Linked DNA regions of Homo sapiens: region 1 is linked to region 2. The links are chromatin loops, found by intact Hi-C in ENCODE. Cell type or tissue: heart right ventricle. All regions are shown on one strand.

Region 1 (4,000 bases), 79 kb after region 2:
AACCTGTCCCACTTTGCACCTGGCAACTTGATGTGGGATCAGTTTTCTGAACCAAGGCAAATAATAAAATCAAATGGTGTGTGCCCTCCCAGCTAGGTGGGTTTGAGATTGGGGTCTCCGCTGAACATTTAACCTGCCCTCTGGGTTAATGTTGGACAAGATTTATAGCTGGACTTTAGTCTTCTGACGCTATCCTCTAAATGGTATAAAAATAGAGATGGAGTTGGGGGAGGTGCCCAAAGGCGACACTGTAGGCACAAGTACAGCAGCAGGGCAGGGGTGCTGATGAGGCCAATGTGGAACCAGACTCTTCCCTATGGGGAACCTCCTGCTGACACTGCCAGGTTTCTGTGTGTGTGTGTTTGTGTGTGTGTGTGTGTGTGTGTGTGTTGTGTTTTTTTTTTTTTTTTCCTGAAATGCCCAGGCCTGTAGGCAGCTTTCTCCTGATCCCTCCAGTCTCTATAGAGAGGAGCTCCAGCACTGGGAGCCTACTCCAGGGTAGACCCAGCCCTCCAGGCATAGTAGGTGCTCAGTAAATACAAATTGGATGGACTAGAGAGATAGCCCCGAGGACACTGCCAAATAAATAACAAATTGTGCAAGCAGCAGGCCGCTGTAATTAGACCAAGGAGGACAGTCAGTTATTAATATCAGACACGTGGCAGGGTTAACAGCCACTGAGGGTGGGTACAATGAAGAGAGTCACTTTCTGCACCCTCAGGGACTTCCCTTGTGATGGCCTTCTAAAGAGGGCTGAACAGCACCAAGTGCCCTCGCTGCCTCTGGATCCTGCTGCCCTCCGCGTGCCTTGGTGCCCCACAACTAGGGCCCTGGTCCCTCCCATGTCCCCCTCCCTCCTACAACCCCTCAGCCCCTTATCTGCCCAGCCATTATGATGCCTATCAGTATGAAGCCCAGATGAGAGTTCTTTATACTCGAGCCTTATCTCCCCTGTGAGATTCTAAACTACCCAAGGGCAGGATTTATCCTGTGCCCATTACTGTATCCCCAGTTGTGGGAGCAGGGCCCCTGTCCTGTAAGGTCTGCTTAATAAATGCTTGTTAAAATGGAGAATTCCAGTGGGGAGGACAGGGAGCATGAGGGAGAGACTGGGAAAAAGAAAAGGAGGTTAGCTCGAAGAAGGGAGAGAGAGAGGAGGGAAGGGGGAAGGAGGGAAGAGAAGGAACAAAGGAAGTAAAGAAGGGAGGGAGGAAAGGGGTAAGGGAGAAAGAGAAGAAGGCTATATTATGTGTATTCATGGGATCGGGAACAGAAGCCTTGCTGTCCTCGGTGCTTAGAGTCTATTTGGAAAGATAAGGTGGCAGGTAAAGAGTCCTGCCCCTGCCCTGCTGCCCTGCATCTGCTGGGGCTGGCTGGCGTGTCCCTGGCCCGTACCTGCTCTCTGCCCTTCAGCCCCGGCTCCCCTTGGCAACTCGCCTCTGAGGAGGTACTCCTGGGAGCCTTCCAAGGGGTGGGGGCCGGGCAGGAACCCAAGCCAAGCCAGGGAGCATGGCCAGGAAGGAGTCAGCAAAGCAGATGCCGCCCCTCTCCTGCTGTCTTGATTAGAGAAATTGAGATGTTAATAATATTCTGAGATGCAAGGTGCTAATTAAAGTTAATTACTGTTTCCTTGTGAAGTAACCTCTCCTCGTGTTTACCAGGAACAAGGCTGCCAGCCGCTCCCCTGGCTCGTGCCAATCACGATGCCCGCTGCTTGGTGTACCCCTGCACTCTCACAGGTGCCCTCAGCTGCCCCAGACCAGCCTGGCCCAGTCCAGGCAGGCACAAGGATCTGAAGTTCCCAAGCTCTGCCTCTTGGCATGGCACCAGACCAGTCCTGCCAGGAAGCATGGGGACACATGGGCATAAGTGACCCCTGGGGCCTGGGGACAGGACTAGTGGCCTCAGCAGCTGGCACCCCTGTCCTGTGCCTCCTCCCCTCCTACAGAGTCTTGACCTGTCTCTTTCCAGCTCCTTGACCTGAAACAAGTTACTTAAACTCTTAGAACCTCAGTTTTCTCATCTGTAAACGGGGCTAATAGTTCCTACCTTGTACTATTGCTGAAAATCAAATGAGACACTGCCTGTAAAATGTTTACCACAACCACATAGCTGGAATTTAATAAACTCTCAATTAAAGATAACTGTGATTATTGTTGTCTTTGTTAATAATCATCCCCCCCAAATCCCTCTCCTGTGTGGTCTGACTGCAGGACTGGGGCTGGGTCACCTGGGTATATACATGTCCTCCGTGGATACGGGGACACCACCCAGCTACGCTGCACACATAATCCCACACCAAACCACCCATTTGCGAAGCACATCCCCTACCCACCTTGTGGAGGGCCTCCCGCTTGCTGGCACCCTGACACATCCTCTTCCCACGGCCCCCTCCCTCGTGTCAGCCTCACCCAGAGAAGTAGAGAGAAGAGGGGCAGCCGAGGAGTAGAGAGAACCCAGAAGTAGAGTTCTGCAAAACCGTGTGTGTGTGTGTGTGTGTGTGTGTGTGTGTGTGTGTGTGTGTGTGTGTGTCTCCACTCTTGTGTTCCAAGCTTCACAGGGCTTTGGGGGAGAGGCCACCCCCTTGGGCCAGGTTACCATGACAACCACTGCAGGTGCACACCTCCAATCTCCTCTGTTCCCTCACCCCCACCCCCACACACATAGCCACTCTGCCCAATTCCGGGGAGACACTGCTTCTCAGGGGAATCTCCCCACCCCCCAGCCTCCAGGCTATCTCGCCTGTCCCTTGTCTGCCTTCTCAGGAAGCCCCTGGGCTGAGGAGAGGGCCAAGGAACAAGGTGAGGCCCTGTGAAAAGATTACCCCTCAAATCCAGCTTCCTCTAGGGGCTTAGTGCTAATGAGTTAATATTGCCATCACCTTTGATTTGGGAAGACGGAGGCTTCCGAAGGAGCCTCCCTGGGTAGAGCATGGGTAATCAAAGGGTCAGGAGCCCCTGTGGCTTTGCCTCCTTCCCAGCCAGAGGAGGATCCCTGGCTCTTTCTATAAGGGCGGCCTGGCCAGCCCAGCCTGGGGCATTTCCTGTTTATGGGCTTAGAAGGACAAGGGGAGGAGATCTGGGGATGAGAGTGAGTTGTAGGGACATTGGTGGTACCAGCAGGCCCTGGGAAATCCTTATGACTCAGCTGCTCTTGGTGGGTCCCTGCACTCTACTCACTGTGGCCCCGGACCTGAATTTCAGGTTTCCCCTTGCCCTTGCCAAGGACACACTCTGTCCTTGACTCCCTATTCCAGGTTTGCCCTCCTCCTACCCAAAGCCCCTGCCTCTGGTGCCTCTGGGCACCTGAATCCCTTCCCCTAAAGTCCATGCCTCCTGGTTCTAGCTCCATCTGCTTCCATCCCAGGTCTCTCCTCTTCCCCATTGTCCCTCCCAACCCATCCCACCCACTCTCTTCACCATCTAACCCTCTTTCCCCCTTTTCACCACAGTTCTCACCTACAGCCCTACTCATCTGGAGCCTGCCCTCCTTCTCCCTCCCTTATCTTGCTCTGGCTACAGAATCTCTAAGCAGAATTCCTTCCATTCACTCATTCATGCAACAAATATTTTCGGTGGTGGTAAATAAGTTAAACAACGTTCTGGCCTCCTGCAAACTTTTATTCTAGTGGGAAGAGGCAGAAATTGAAGGCTCAAAAAGATTAAATAATCATAGATTGGAATACGGTCAAGGAAAGGGACAAGGGGGGCCTGTGACCAAGATTGAAAGGGACACCTTCTATTCCCTTACTTAGATATGTTGTCAGGAAAGGGTCATAGGCAGCAGCCCTACAGGAACTACCCTAAGACAGAGGTTTGACAGAGACAGTCCCCCAGCTCATCTGCAAGCAGGGGGCATGGAAGCCACTAGACTCGGATGCTGTCCCCCTCATTCCCACCTGTTCTGCTGGACACCTTCCTCCTTAGTCAACCGTGACAGAGACATAAATTCGGGAGACCTCGACCTCCTCCCTACCACCCCAACCTCTGCCTCTGCTCCC
Region 2 (4,000 bases):
CTTGTGTGCTTAGATTGGATTGGGTGGGGGTGAATCAGAAGTCTGGAGCTCGGCTTCTGCCCCAGGAAGAAACCATTCCCTTGGGTGACAAGGAGCCATGGTAAAGGTACCATTTTTGTGCCTGTCCACAGCTTAGCCCCACCTCCCCAGCTTTTCTTGCCCTCAAGACCTGGTGTAGTCTTATAAATTCACTGTGTCCGGGAAAGGGTGTGTGTGTGTGTGTGTGTGTGTGTGTGTGTGTGTGTGTGTGTGTTTTGATATCAAGGAGGGTCTTTGCAGAGAGGCTGCATTCTCCCTAAGCATAGCTCTGAACTGGGCAGCTGGGTGTGGGGAGCTGGGTAGAGGGGAACAGCGGATGATTCTAGACTCCTCCCTCACACCTGTTGTACACCCCACCTGAGCCTCTCTGATGGGTAGCGTTGCCTACAGGAACCCAGCACCCAAACAGGAGACCAGGGGTTTCTCTCAATCACCTGGAGAGAGGACCTGCAGGAAGCCAAGAGGTAGGAGGGACCCTGGGACTTGACAGTCATATTCCCTGAGAAGTGCAACATACAAGACATCCTTAGAGCACATACTCTCTCTCGCCCACTACTACCACCCTAGGGCTCCACTCAGCTGCCTGGACTTCTGCACCTAATTCCAGTACTGAAAGGTAGGAAGAGGTCCAGTCCTGACAGGCTTGTCCCACCCATCCTACATGGCTTGAAGGGAGAGGGAGAGGAAACCCGTGAAGCCACTTTCGGGAAAGTGGGAAATCCCCTGCCCTAACCCTGGATCCTGGGCAATGGCTGCTGCCACAGAGGAAGGCTGTGAGGCAGGGGCGTATATGGGGAGAACTGGGGGCTGGGTCTTACATGCTCAGAAAGAGGGGGCCTATATCTGCACAGGCGTCCCCCCTACACTGTCTGACAGAATGAGATGCGTCCTTGCCGTCTCTATTTTTAGTCAGAACTGGAAGGAAAGGAAGTTCGAGGGCCAAGCCACCAGCCCCAGCTCCTGCTGCCAGCACCCACGCCACGTGGTGCGGGGGCGCTGGAGGAGCCCCGAGTCCCAGCTCCTCGGGGAGGCAGGCATGGCTCACCTCCCACCTGCCAGCAAGGCTTGGGCCTGATGGATCTCCAAGCAAGGGGACATGCTCTGGGTTGGGGGCTGGGGAGGAAGCGCTGCCTCCTTTCCCTGCCCAAACACAGGGCTCTGCAGTAGGTCTTGTTGGCAAAGAAGGAGAAGGGAAAGGAGGAAGACCTAGTTTGGTCTCCCAAAAATAGGACTTTGGTAGCTCTGAGGTGCTTTCTTTTGTAGGTTCTTTGAATGGAACCCTGGCTTCTTCCTTCAACATTTAAACATCTTGACCTCTATTAGCAGTGTTTGGGGCTGGCTCTTCCTCAATAGGAGGCTTGTATGAGACAAGAGCCAAGAGACTCTCCTCCACCCGTCCTTCTGTAGAGCTAGAGGAAGAGAGGGAGTTTTTCAGAGTGTTCTCACTTCCCTAGGCAAGAGAAGGACTCCTTGGCTGAAACCCCACAGCTGCTACAGTCATTACTTGTGGGTCAGAGAAAGGCCGTCCAGGTGGCAGTAGAGTATAGCGGTTAGAGCTTGGACTTCGCAGTCTGCAGACAGACCTGGGTCCAAATCCTGACTCCTCCACCAGCTAGCTGTGTGACATTGAGAAAATGGCTAAACTTCTCTGAAACTCTGTAAAATGGGGATAATTACGGTTCCTACCTCATAGGATTTCAAGGATTAATTTAGAGCATGTGAGAAAATGCACACAGTATGTGCTCGACTGTTTATGAAATTTTAAAAGCAGATTCGCTGCAGTCCCGGGTCAGAACCCCACTGTGTGGCTGATCTCTGGCCTATGTTGCAGAATCTATAGCTTTCAACAGATTCTTCAAGGGATCTAGGTACTCCAGACAGTTAAGAACCACTATTGACTAGTCTGGAAGTCAGGAGATGTGGGTGTTAGATCTTGTCTGCCTCTCACTCCTTGGGGAGGAACCAACCTCCTCAGTTTTTCTAGCTGTTCCATGAGGGAGTTAGACCAACTGAGATCTATGGACCAGGTGGGGCATTGTCAGACTCTGTGGAGTCTGATGAGCAGTGATGGAGAGAGTAACCAGAACTGGGGCTTGGAGGGCAGGTTCCAGGAAAGTGGGAGAGGGCTCCATCTCACCCTTCCCAGGAGCCAGTTTGGTCCATCAACCAACATGTCAGCCAGCCAGCAGACAGAAACTGAGCTGCATCCCTCCACCAACCCGGGAGGCTGTTGCCATGGCAACTTCATATTTATCCACTTTAGCTCCTAATTAAGGGGAAAAGCATATAACATATTGGATGTCAAGGCGGCTTTGTGAGCCTCAATTTAGCGGCCGTGCCTGGATGTCAAACTCAAGCGTGATTGCTGTTAATCACCTCCCAAATTACCAAGACAGGTCACAAAGGGAAAGGTCCCCAACAGTGGGGGCAGCTGAGCCCAGGGGAGATGAGGTGGTGGTAGGGGCAGAAAGGGAGACTTTGTTCCACAACATGACCTGGGGGTGCTGCTGGATGGATGCTGGCTCTGTGGGTGTCTGATTATGAGGTCTGTGGGAACAGTGGCTAGATCTGTTCTCACTGAGATCAGGGATCTCCACCCCAGAATCTCACAAACCAAGGCCCTTGGTCTGTAAAAATGGACTGACCAACTGATGAGCAAAGCGGCAAGTAAGGACCACGGGGTGGCCTCTGATGTCAGAAGAAAGATTGACAGATGACCAGGGCTGGTAAATTCAGGCTGACGTGGTATCTGGATGGATGAATGGATGAATGCCACATGGCAGATGGCAGATGGAAGATCCACTCAGGAGAGACTGGCTGGATGGCTGGATTCACACGTTCATCTCTCATCTCCCAAGCAAGTGCCTGGCCTCTCTACTCCTATTTGGGACCCAGGGCATTCTCAGATGCCAGTTAGGTCAGACCCTGCTGTGGTTTTTCTTGCCTGCCAGTACAGGAGCTGTGGCCCGAAGCCATGCTCCTTGGGAGAAACTTTGGCAGGTTTCTGGGGATGTGGGAGGCAGGGAGTAGAGACTGATAGAGTAAGGTTAGGAGTTGGGGGCACAGAGGGGAGGACATCAGCAGTACAGGTAAGAGCATGAGTTATGGGGTCAGGCAGGCCTAGGGTAGAGTTGCATCTTGACTATTTACAGCTGTGTGGCTTTGATCAAGTCACCTCACCTCTCTGCTTCTGTTTTCTCATCTGTCAAGCAGGCATGATGATAATTCATACCTCATAGGGCTTTGTGAGGACTTAGCAAGATGGTAAATGTAAGGCACTTGGCATGGTGCCCGGCACATGGAAAGCCTTCAAGACAGGTAGGCCTGGAAAGGAGGAGCAGGAACATGGTGACTGTGGGCTGGGCCTGGAGGGAAGTCAAGGAGCATTTTCTCCGTGTTCCCTTTCGGTCAGGACTCCAAGAGAAAGAACTCACAGAAAGGAACCTTGATGGGAGGCCAGCTGAGAGGGCATGGAAATAACTGGAACTCACTGGGCCTGTGTGGGCTATTTCTCAGCTTAAGAGAGGACCATAGGGAAGGAGGCCCTTGTACTCAAAGTCCTGCTGTCAGATCCAGAAGGGTCCTTAATGATGCCCCAACCCGGGAGATCATTAGAACTACCTGGATGATTCCATAAGCTCTACTCTCTGGGGTTACCCCAGACTCCCTGAATGAGAATCTCAGGAGTAGGGCTTGGGATATTAGTTTTGAAATCCTCCCAGGATGGTCTGATAATCAGCTGGGTCTGGGACTTACTGGTCAAAACCAGAGGCCCCTGTGCATCAGCACTGGGAAGAGCTGGCAGGAGGCGTGAACAAGCATTCTTCCAACACATCACTTTTCATATATGGTATCGGGGTTCTGCTTAAAAATTTGCATTTGAACATAAAAAAAAATCTACAGCTAAAAAGTTTGAAAAACACCAATTATGAAAATGGTAATAACAATAATTACAGCTAAC

The links. Peaks named below come from ENCODE experiments on the same cell type or tissue, not always from the same donor. Only the 100,000 strongest peaks of a DNase experiment are listed, where the experiment ranks them.
Region 1: it touches region 2 in a loop (2.7-fold over the local background); 2 of 110 quality-filtered maps call a loop at or near these places.

Annotation. Positions count from the first base shown.
Region 1 is chr5:141,840,249-141,844,248 of GRCh38, forward strand. No RefSeq gene overlaps it. Among named protein-coding and RNA genes, the nearest start is that of PCDH1, 36 kb to the right of the region's middle. In heart right ventricle, no CTCF peak of the experiment used is centred here; no DNase peak of the experiment used is centred here; H3K27ac peaks cover 3,886 bases; H3K27me3 peaks cover 662 bases.
Region 2 is chr5:141,761,457-141,765,456 of GRCh38, forward strand. LOC124901094 (a long non-coding RNA gene) reads right to left here. Exons shown (of 2, transcript XR_007058975.1): 2 at 1-4,000. Among named protein-coding and RNA genes, the nearest start is that of ARAP3, 81 kb to the left of the region's middle. RefSeq lists an enhancer at 571-1,071. In heart right ventricle, a CTCF peak has its summit at 1,557; no DNase peak of the experiment used is centred here; H3K27ac peaks cover 788 bases; H3K27me3 peaks cover 747 bases.